2 separate regions of the Homo sapiens genome follow, and region 2 is linked to region 1. Evidence: chromatin contacts called from ENCODE Hi-C data. All regions are on one chromosome and are shown on one strand. The core of a region is the stretch at or near the end of the contact, and the rest is flanking DNA. Distances in the headings are between cores, read along the strand shown. Region 1 overlaps LINC00877 (long intergenic non-protein coding RNA 877). Region 2 overlaps LOC105377158 (a long non-coding RNA gene).

Region 1 (5,699 bases), core at 1,566-4,065:
GCCTCCGGGGGTGACATCACATGTCGGCAGGTTCCATGATGCCCCTTGAGCCACAAAACTGCAAGTTTTTATTAAGGACTTCAAAAGGGGAGGGGGTACGAATAGGGAGTGGGTCACAGAGATCACATGCTTCCTAGGGCAATAAAAGATCACAAGACAAGTGGCAGAGCAAGATCACAAGGCCAGGGCGAAATCAGAATTACTGATGAGGTTCCATGTCCTGCTGGGCACACATTGTCATTGATAAACATGTTAACAGGAAACAAGGTTAGAGAGCAGACAACTTGTCTGACTAGAATTTGCCAGGCTGGAATTTCCTAATCCTAGCAAGCCTGAGGGCACTGCAGGAGACCAGGGCGTATTTCATCCCTTATCTTCAACCGCATAAGACAGACACTCCCAGAGCGGCCATTTTACAGACCTTCCCCTGGGAATACATTCCTTTCCCAGGTTTATTCCTTGCTGGGAAAAGAATTCCGCGATATTTCTCCTATTCGCCTTCTGCAAGAAGAGAAATATGACTCTGTTCTGCCTGGCCCCACAGGCAGTCAGATCTTATGGTTATCTCCCTTGTTCCCTGAAAATCACTGTTATCCTGTTCTTTTTTAGGATGCCCAGATTTCATATTGTTCAAACACACATGTTTTACAAACAATTTGTGCAGTTAATGCAATTATCACAGGGTCCTGAGGTGACATATATCTTCAGTTTACGAAGATGATGGGATTAAGAGATTAAAGTAAAGACAGGCATAGGAAATTATAAGAGTATTGATTGGGGAAGTGATAAATGTCTGTGAAATCTTCACAATTTATGTTCTTCTGCCACAGCTTCAGCCGGTCCCTCCATTTGGGGTCCCTGACTTCCCACAGCAGACGACAAACACAGTGGGCTTAAAACAATGTGAATTTATTATCCTATAGTTCTGGAATAAAAATACTGGGCTAAAATCAAGGTGTCAGCCTATCTTCCTTTTGGAGGCTCTAGGGGAAAATCTGCTTCCTTGCTTTGTCCAACTTCTAGAGACTGCCGGCATTCCTTGGCTTGTGGTCCCTTCTTCCAGCTTCAAGGCCAGAAGTGTGGCATCTTCTCTTTTCTCTGACCTCAGCTTCCATCCTTACATCTTCTCTCTCTGATTCTGATGCTTCTGCTGATCTCTCACAAGGACTCTTCTGATTACATTGGGCCCACCAGGATAACCTCCCCATCTCAAGACCCTCAACATAATCACATCTGCAGAATTCCTTTTACAGTGGAAAGTAATATATTCACAGGTTCCAGGGATTAGGATATGGACATCTTTGGAGGGCCATTATTATTATTATTATTTAATTTAAAAAGAGACAGTATCTCACTATATTGCCCAGGCTGGTCTTGAACTCCTGGGCTCGAGTGATCCTCTTTCCTCAGCCTACCAAAGTGTTGGGATTACAGGTGTGAGCCACCGTGCTGGCCTGGAGGCCATTGTTCAACCTGCAAAAATATGCTGTCTGTTCCCAAAGTTTTATGTCTATCTCAACTGCATTGACCCATTCTTAAAAACTCCCAACCCATTACAGCAATCAACCTGAATCCAAAATCTCATCTAAGTCTTATCAGGTCAAAAGTTTCATTTCTCATCACATAAATCATCGAATATAGGCATGGGTGAAGCTCTGGGTATAGTCCAGTGTGTGGCACAATTTCTCTCTATCTGTGGACCTATGAAGCTAGCAAAGAAATTATCTGCTCCCAAAATACAAAATGAAACACACTCCACCAGGGTAACAGCACTCCCATTCAAAACGAGAGAAGAAGGAAAGAAAAAAAAGAGTCCCTGGTCCCAAATGTTTTCTAAATCCAACCAGAAAAACTCCATTAGGTTTCAAGGCATGGCTCTCAGCTCTGCCTTCAGAGCCTATAAGGTCTGCTCTCACAGTCATCTTTCCTTCTTCATAAAGGGTAATACTTGTTTGCAGCTGTAGTTTCACCCACCTGTTTCCTGTCTGTAGAATTTTGGTGATCTGACAACCTTCTTTCATTTTGTTCTCTCTGTCCCTTTCAGGTCAAGCTGGCAGTGTTTTGGGGCACATACCATTCTTAAAAGCCTTGTGAGTTTCCTGCATATGTCACATGGACTCACTCCATTTGACCATCAGGCCAAATCAAACCTATTGCCTCTTTTTGTAAATGAAGTTTTATTGCAACACAGACACACCTACCTGTTCATTTACATATTGTTGATGGCTATTTACATGATATAACAGAGTGAAGGGTTGCAACAGAGACAGTGTGGCTCAAAAGCTGAGACTATTTACTATCTAACCCTTTTCAGAAAATGTTTGCTGATGACTGGCCCAGAGCCAAAACCCAAATAAGTAGTAGCGTTTAAACAAATGACAGGCTTGGGTGGGTTGCAAAAGCGGGGCCGCTTGGAGGTAGTGAATATTTCAGATGTTGTGCGGGAGGTGTGAGGAGAAAAGTGAGAAGCGGTGAGGGACGAAGGAAGAGGAAGTGAGAGCCATGGACTTCAGAAGTAAACTTGAACTTCTTGGCAAGTTACCTTGGAAGCCTGGGGCCAGGGTCATTAAGCAGCAAGATTACCATGAAGGAAAAGAGTGAACCAAAAGAAAGTAAGGGGAGAAATTCAAACTGGGCTCAATTGTGACAGAAAAGAAAAATCACACCTAGAGCAGTACACTGAGTCCCTTAGTATGCAAGAACCACATTGCCTCCTCCTCATCCTCCCTCTGAAAAGAAGCCCGCTGTGCACACCTATGGGACAGCCTTTGCTTAATTCTATGTGCCAGCGGCAGCTTCCCAGTAAGCCTTCTCCCCTTTGCTTTTGCTCCGTGGAAATGAGAACACGCCAAGGGTGACGTTTGTGTGTGGGTTTTGGCGCTTTCACAAAAAGCTTCATTAGCCTTATTTAGAATATGATTGCTCCTTCAATCCCTGTGCATAAATGGATTTCAGGTGACCATGCCTGTCACAGGCCCCTGCTCGCCTGGTTACTGGCTTGAGGTATTCTTTGGTTTAAACAAAGCAGGACAAATAAAGAGCAAAGACCCACTCAGGGCCCTAGATGTTCATAGAAACTGATTTCCCCTTAAAAAAACAGCTCACTGTGGGAGTTGTAAATAGGAAGAAATGAACCATTTAAGAGAGTCTTTGAGACTACTGCCTGTTGGAATGGAACCAGTTTGGGGTTTGGGGTGGAGGTGGCATGTCAAATTTGTGGTTACTTCCTAAACACACACAAACTGTTTCAATATCTGATTTGAATATGCTACAACTGCCCCCTGCCAAAACCCTGCCCAGCAGTCTTTCTCCCCACAAACAGCTAAGCCAAGAACCCCAGGACAATTTGCTGTCTGTGCTGATAGACTATCTGGGGTTTCTAAAGCAGGCGATGTATTCTATTTCAGGAAATCAGACCAAATAAAAATCATTCCAATTAAAAAGTGCCACTGGGCAAGTAGAACAGCAAGTGCCCACCTCACACAAAACAGACCAACCACAAAGTGCAGGCTTTCATATATGTTGTTGATGGCAGAGTCACTGCCTTAGAGCCTCGAGTTTATTCAATGGGATAAAAGTTGCCTGGTAAATTGGGCTGAGAGGATTTTTTCCCAGAAGGCCATCACAAGGCATTTTGATGTACTTATCATTTACAAGAGCCTAGAGGAATCTAAAAGTGATTTTGATTTCAAATACTATAGAACCCAGTTATTATATAGCTTATTAATACTGAGCTTCAAATAACCATCAGATATATTCTGAGACACACACATATGCACACACATACACATACACACACATACACACACACACACCCTCTGTACAGGCTTGTAATATGAGGCCTGTGATGGTGATGTCTCATGTTATTTAGGGAGTCGGGTTCTAAATTTCTACAAAGATGAAAATTGTGTACAGTTAAAGGTGCATTTGGAAAATCCCTTCAAATGCCCACTAGCACAGTGAGGTGCTTGCACCGTGAGAGGTAGGAAGTAAATCTGATTACTTCAGCTCTCACATGCCCCTTGCAGGTGAGGATGGGCAGAACCAACACCATGTCAGCCCTCTTTTTCACTCTTCTTGCTGAGGGCATGGAGATGAATTCACTTTAGTTAACTGTATAGGTTATATAATTTCACCTTGATCAGCTCACCCCCAGGAGGGTTAGTCCTGTCTACAAATACAAAAGCCACTCGTGTCTTTTTTGTAGGAAAAATTCCTCACTACCTGGTAAGGAAGACCCTCCATTGTCTCAGCCACTAAAAACACTCCCAGTGTCTTCCATCCCTTTTTCTTCCCCTTTCTCTCCTAAAAAGACTGACTTTGGCTTTTGAAAATTGGTTAAACCTTCTCTCTCTCCCTCTTTTCTCTCTTTCTCATTAGCATTTCTAAGTGTAATGTTCAAAGCTTCCAATGGGGACAATGCCCTGAAATTTCAGACAGCTCCAAAGGACTCCTTCCCACGCTGATGTAGGCACTTGAGTTTTGAATTAGCAATTTCCCAGCACAACCTGAATTCTAGAAGTTAGGTTACAAGTGGATTGATGAACTTTATTATTCAGACCTTTTCAGTTAAAAGTGCCAGAAACCAACTCAAAGCTTAAGTAAAATGGGGAAGTTTTTTTGACTCATGCGAGTGAAAATTTGAATGTGGTATTAGCCTTGGGATGCTAGTGAATCGAATGACAAGGATCTCTTTTCCCTCCCCTTGCCTTCCTCTTTTCCACTGTCCCTTCCTCCCTCCCCATCTCTTCTTCCTTCCTTTCCCCCTTTCTCCCTCCCCTGCATAGACTTAGCTTCTCTTTTCTCTGTAGGTTGGGGCTGATTCCCTCTTACAAGAGGACTCCATTCATTTATGGGGTTGGGTGAACTGCATCCTTCACTCACATCATCACATCTTAGGGCCGTCCAAGGAAACAGTGATTTCTCTCTTCTGGTGCCCAAAGGTGTGTCAACAAAAAGAGTCAAACTCTGTAAAATATTTGAAGAGATTTATTCTAGCCAAACATGAGTGACCAATGGCCTGTGACACAACCCTCAGGAGATCCTGAGAACATGTGCCCAAGGTGGTTGAGCTACAACTTGGTTTTCTACATTTTAGGGAGACATAAGAAGATCAATCAATACATGTAAGATGTGTATTGGTTCGGTCTGGAATGGCAGGACAACTGGAAGCGGGGGCGCTCACAGGTCATAGGCAGATTCAGAGACTTTTTGATTGGCATTTGGTTGAAAGAGTTATTATCTAAAGACCTGGGATCAACAGAAGGAATGTCTGGGTTGTGATAAGGCATTGTAGACACCAAGGTTTATCATGTAGATGAAGCCTCAGGTGGCAGGCTGCAGACAGAATAGATTGTAAATGTTTCTTATCACACTTAAAACGTCTGTTCTATCAGTCTTAAGGTTGAGTTGATGTTAATGCTGGTCAGGTGAGCCTGAATTCCAAAAGGGGAGGACGGTTTGGTGAAGCATGTCTGACTCCCTCTTCCCATCATGGCCTGAACTAGTTTTTCTGGTTAACTTTGGAATGCCTTGGCCAAGAGATGGGGTCCATCAAAATGGCTGAGGACTTAGAATTTTACTTTTGGTTTATGGATGAATCCCAGAGAAGGATTCTGATAGGCTGGTCTGGTCACAAGCTTCCTTAGCCCAGTCACAGGGTCTGAAGGGAGAAGACACTAGGATTGGGCAGACCTCGA
Region 2 (5,699 bases), core at 1,542-4,041, 210 kb after region 1:
TGTGCCTGCTCAGTTTGGACTGTACATGGACCCTGGCCCCTTCACTTGCTTTACAAGAATCCTGCCACCTGCATGAATTGCACAGCTTAGTAACTTTCCAGAAGGCTTGAGGAGTCACCAGGAGAGATTATCCTGCCCACATCTTCTCCCTCGGAGTCCCACCATCTCTCCCCTGGCCTCTGCTCCCTTCTAAAAGCCCAGGCTCCCCACCCATGACCCTCTGCCTCAAATGGCCCCTGAGAAGCAACAGCTTAGCCTTCCCTGAGATTCTGTGGGGAGTAGTCCCACCAGACAGCAGCCTCCCAAGGGCTGTGCCCAAGAATTCTGATTAATGTCATTTCCCCACTCCTGTAAATTGCCGTCTCCATCATCGTTGATGTCATCTTCATCTCCCTAAGATGCTAGAGCTTTTTGCTGGGGGCAGGGACCTTTAGGGTCTTCAAAGTTTCCCAGTTGGTCAAAGACTAGCTACTGGTCCATTTAGCTCAAGGATGCCAGCCTCTGGCTGAAATTGTAATCAGGAAGATAAAGCAGGGGCTGTTTGACTGAGTATCATCCCATGCCTGTCTTTCTCTTGGTTCTCCCCCAAAGCAGACCCCAAGACAAGGCTTGGAGTACAGTTTATTAGGAGGTGATATTAGGAAGCACCAGTAGGAGAGAAGGGAAGGGAAATAAGGATGGAAGGTGACATTAATAAATGAGTTACCACTATGAGCAACTGGAGCTCAATCCCCCTGGACATTCTCTGAGAGGCTGCATAGATTACAACTCAAAATCATCCTGTCCAGAGATAGGGAGGCTGGGTATCCACCCCGCAGCTCGCAGTCCTCACTGACTGAGGGCTGTTCACAGGGCATTCATTCTTGGCACTTGCAGCCTCCTCGGTGCCCTGCTAGGCTTGCTCTGCATTCAGAGAGAACCTTTGGGCAGGGAGACACTGGTGCTTGAGGTAAGAGCCATGCTGTGCACACCAAGCTGCAGGTGACTCCAGGGTGGCCTGGAGAAGAAGTGCAGGCACTGGCGGCCTCTATGATCATTAGCACTGCTTTCATTTGCTCAGGCTGCCATAGCAAAGCACGGTCAGCCCTCTGCATCTGTGGGTTCCACATCTATGGAATCAAGAATATTCAGGGGGAAAAACTACATCTGTACTGAACATGCACAGACTTTTTTTTCCTGTCATTATTCCCTAAACAATATGACATAACAAGTACTTACGTGGCATTTATATTGTATTAGATATTATCAGGAATCTGGAGATGGTTTAAGGTATATAGGAAGGTGTGCATAGTTTATATGCAAATACTATGCCATTTTATATCAAGGACTTGAGTATCCTTGGATTTTGGGTGCACGGGGGTCCTGAAACCAATCCCCCATGGATACCAAGTGATGACTGTACCAAAAACTGGGTGGCTTTAAATGACAGTGTATTCTCTCCCAGTCCTGGAGGCTAGTCCAAAATCAAGGCTTCAGCTGGGCTGTGCTCCCTCTGAAGGCTCTGGGAAAGAATCCACCTTGCCAAGGCAGTTCTTAACAATCATCGGTGTTCCTTGGCTTGTGGCCACATAACTTACCTCTGCCCTCACAGGCCCATCTTCTCTGAGTCTTAGCTCTGTGTGTATCTGGCTCTGTGTCCCAATTTCCCCCTTTAAGAACACCAACCACATTGGAAAGGGCCCATCTCACCCAGTGACCTCAACTAATTACATCTGCAACAATCCTATTTCCAAATAAAGTCCCATTCTCAGGAACTGGGGGTTAAGGCTTCAACATATCTTTTTGGAGGGATGCAATTTGATGCCCACCAGGCACCTTATATGTGTTATATTCTTCAATCGTGACAGCAGCTGTGAGACAGGTGTGCTTCTCCAGGTATCACACAGAGGAAATTGAGGCCCTGAGAGGTGAAGCGACCCTCTTGAGAGCCCCCAGGTAGGAAGCTGCAGAGCTGGAAGCTGAACACAGCTCTGTGACAGGCTGAAGTCCATCATGTGCTCTTCTAAACAGTATTGTCTGCTGTAGCCCACCCTGGCTTTAAGGAGGAGAAAGCCAATGCGCAGGCTCCTAAGCCAGGCTCCTCGAGTTCAAGTCCCACCTCCACTGCTGACTACCATGAGACCCCCACACATTCCTGACCTCCTTTAAGGCTCCCCCTGAAAAATGGGAATCAGAGCAGTGCCTGCACCACAGACTTATGATGAAGATCAATTTAAATAATATATGAAAAATATTTAGTAAGCGTACAGTGAATGTCAGTTGCTGTCATTATCATCACAGTTACATTTAATATTCTGAACATTAAACACCACGAGCCTCTATACAAAGCTCATATTTCCAGGCCACAATTCAGGATCATTTTTGTCTTTCACTCCTTGCTACAGCTGCCCACGAGTGATTCCAGGCAGGGCCATGACGGCTGCTGGGGTGGGCGGTGCCAGCCCTTCTCCCCCATCCCTGCGTGCCCCCCTGCTCGCCCCTGCTTGCTAATGCCCATGTGACATGAGACTCTGAAAGCAGCGATAAAAACAGCAGCTCTTAATCTGCCTGCTGCATGTGGCTTTATCTGAACCCCTCCTCCCTGGGCTGCTGGGGGCTCAAGGGGAGATGGGCAGATTAAGAGCAACGTTTCCGACATGCCCTCCCACCTCCTGCAAACTGGGGCTGCCGCCAGCAGATTTCCTCAAAGCCCAGCGAGGCAGCCGCCGGAGGAATGTGCGGCCTCCTTGGCATGGCAGACATTCAAGGGAGCCCACAAAGGCGCTGTTATGAAAACCCTCTGGAGCACGGGGTAGGATGGGAGCGTTTCATTTGCAATTGGGATTGCACATTTCAAGAACGGGAGCTCGGCAACAGAACGCATGCATGTGAACACACACGGCTCATAATTAATTCATTTCACTTCCTCCTGTTGAAAAAATATTGCAGGAGATGGGGGGTGGAACCACCAGTCTGAGCAGGTAGTTATTTCTGTGCCTGGGGCTCAGCCTGGCTGAGAACCAACCTGTCTAACATGGAAGCTGAAGGGCAAGTAACTCTCGTGCGGGCTCCTGCCCCAGCCGAGGTACAGCCAGCAAGGCGTTCCTGGGTGCCCGGAAGTGGCTTCCCCAGACTGGTCTCCTCCACCTGCATTTTGTGTGGTCTTCTCATTCTTGGACAAGATTGTCTTTTAACTGCTAAAAACTAGAGATAGAGCTAGGAGCTATCACTTAGCCACTGGCACTTCCCAGCAACTCCCCAGGAGTTACAATGCTCAGGACGTATTGGCAAACTTGTAGGAACTACAGGACCCGTGCGAGGTCCTAGATAAGGTGAGGAAAGCCCCACTCCCTTCCCTCAAGCAGCCTACAGTTCAGAGGGAGGAGGCAAGTTAAGTAGGTGTGTGCATGGCCTACTGTGGAAGAACAGAAGGGGAAAGCCAAATCTAGCCTGGCAGTCAGGGAAGGAGAATGGTACATCCACGAGGAAATGGAAAGAATGAACAGGAGTTAGCAGGGAGAATCAAAAGTGCAAAGACCCTACAGCTAAGAACAGCCTGGTACATTCTGGAATATTCTGGAATGGGAGGTTTAAGGGGTGGTGATGGTGCCAGGAGGATTAGAGTTAAAAAAGCAAGGGTTTAAAAACTGACTTTGGTTTCTCTATCTGAGGGGGCACTCACTTAAAATGATAAAGACAGGCTAGGCTCAGTGGCTTACACCTATATTTCCAACACTTTGAGAAGCCAAGGCGGGAAGATCGCTTGAGCCCAGGGGTTTGAGATCAGCCTTGCCAACATGGTGAGACCCCGTTTCTACAAAATTTTAACAATTAGCGGGCATAGCGGCATGCCCCTGCGGTCTCAGCTACTTGGGAGGCTGAGGTAGGAGGATCACTTGAGCCCTGAAGGTCAAGGTTGCAGTGAGCCGTGATCATGTCACTGCACTCTAGCCTGGGCGACAGAGCAAGACCCTATCTCAAAAAAAAAAAAAAAAAAAAAAAAAAAAAAAAAAAAAAGAGGTCCTGATAGCCCAAAATGGTCATGAGTAAATTTTACTTGATAGAAAAAAAAAATGTGTTTTTTTTCATTCTATCACTTACTCATGTAAATAAATGTTTACTGAACATCAGCAACATACCAGGCCCTGTGCTAGTTATTGATTATTCAAAGGTAATTCAGATGTGCTCTTGTCTTCAAGGAGTTCACAGTCTAACAGAAACAGAAGTCATCGCTAAGGTTGTTCGTACACTCAGAGGTCCCAGGCGCCCTATGTGCCCTGTCCCATTTGTTCCTCTGCAGGCTCTGCCTTCTAAGTGGGAGTGGAGGGAAACTTCGGGACGCATTTGTCCTCCACAGTCACTCAGTGCCCTATGTCAAATGCGTGGTGGAGAGGGGACGGGGACATGGAGAGAGGAAGAGACAGAAACAGACAGGCAGACATTGAGACAGAGAGAAGCAAAGATAGGAACGGAAAGAGATAGAAAGACAGTCAGACAGTGGAGAGAAACTGACTAAATAAACAGAGGACCGGGAAAGAGAGGGTGGGAGAGAAAAACAGATAAATGCAGAGAGAGAGAGAGAGAGAGAGAGAGAGGCAGAGGCAGACAGGTAGAGGGACTGGGAGAGAGAAATAGAAGCAAGGTACAGCCTCATTCACAGAAAGAGAAAGAAACAGAGGGAAAATGAAAGACTCCAGACTGAAAGGGGCAGAGGCTGGGAAGGTGACACCCCAGCTGAGTTCTTTCTTTAAAAAAAAATCCAGGGCTCTAGTGCTTGCTAGCTGGGGTCTGGCTTGGCTGGTCTCCAGGTGTCCCTACAGGCACGGCTGAGTCAGAGCCAACACGGTGGGAGAGGCTGGGGCTCTAGACACAGGGTCCTGAGACACCCAGTCCAGGGGAGTGGGAGCCAGCTACAACAGCTCACCCTTCCCCAGGTGTTTTCCTCCCCACCCGTCCCCACACACCTGGCCAAGGCCCTCACTGCAGGGACTGACTGGTGCACCTGAGGAGTTAAGGTTGCCGAGAATCCTCCAGGACTAGCCCCTGCAACTGGTCCCCTGCACAGTCTGGCCAAGGAAGCAGTCTCCAGAGCTGCTGTGTGTGGAGTCCTGTGGGCTGCCTGGGGCCCTCAGCTGTCCGGCCACTGTGTATGGGGCTGTCTTTTGGTGCCAGGCTCTGCATCCTCACAATAAGGCAGGCACTTGTAGCCTATTTTACAGGTAGGGAAACCAAGTCCTGGAGAAGTCAAGGGCTTGTGCAAGATTACACAGCTGGCACACCTAACTAGTAAGTTCACTGCTACCGTGCTAAGCATTTGTCATTCATTATTACGGAAACCCTTGAAGCAGGCTTTAGGAGCGCCATTTTATAGATTAAGAAACTGAAGTCTGAAGAGGTTAGGCAGCATGCTTGGGTGACAGTACCAGTGTCGAAAAGAGCTAGGATGAGAACCTTGGCATGCTCGTCTCAGAAGCTCTGAATCCCTTCCGTACACACCCCTAGCCCCAGGACACACACCTCTTCTCCCTTGAAACCTCAGCATCCAGGACCTAGGAGAAAAACGGATTGCATCTTCTGATGGAGACATGCTATGCCCAGTGGCACTCACCTTCCACAGCACGGCTGCAGCCAGCGATTTGCCCTCAGCCCTATTTCTCTACCCCAAGCTTTCTCAGCCTGGGACCACGAAATCCAAGGAGTCTGTGGATAGAATTCAGAGG

The links. Hi-C counts contacts between places; a loop is a spot of excess contacts on that map. Pooled maps may share reads with other maps.
Region 2: a loop to region 1 is called in a pooled map, with 2.0 times the contacts of the local background. The contact joins two enhancer-like sites. A Hi-C loop is called at or near these places in 1 of 168 maps with a recorded cell type or tissue (CD14-positive monocyte), 6 of 37 single-sample maps with no recorded cell type and 3 of 50 pooled maps.

What each region holds. Positions count from the first base shown.
Region 1 is chr3:72,075,681-72,081,379 of GRCh38, forward strand. All of the region lies in intron 2 of LINC00877 (long intergenic non-protein coding RNA 877), which reads right to left. Among named protein-coding and RNA genes, the nearest start is that of LINC00877, 22 kb to the right of the region's middle. RefSeq lists enhancers at 2,519-2,608, 2,679-2,808, 2,929-2,978. Within about 2 kb of position 2,816, at least 3 of the 41 ENCODE cell types and tissues checked have a DNase peak (open chromatin) inside an H3K27ac peak, as active enhancers do.
Region 2 is chr3:72,286,585-72,292,283 of GRCh38, forward strand. It overlaps LOC105377158 (a long non-coding RNA gene), which reads right to left. Exons shown (of 6, transcript XR_001740749.3): 5 at 5,588-5,679. Among named protein-coding and RNA genes, the nearest start is that of LINC00870, 140 kb to the left of the region's middle. RefSeq lists a cis regulatory region at 2,243-3,479 and an enhancer at 4,960-5,460. Within about 2 kb of position 2,792, at least 5 of the 41 ENCODE cell types and tissues checked have a DNase peak (open chromatin) inside an H3K27ac peak, as active enhancers do.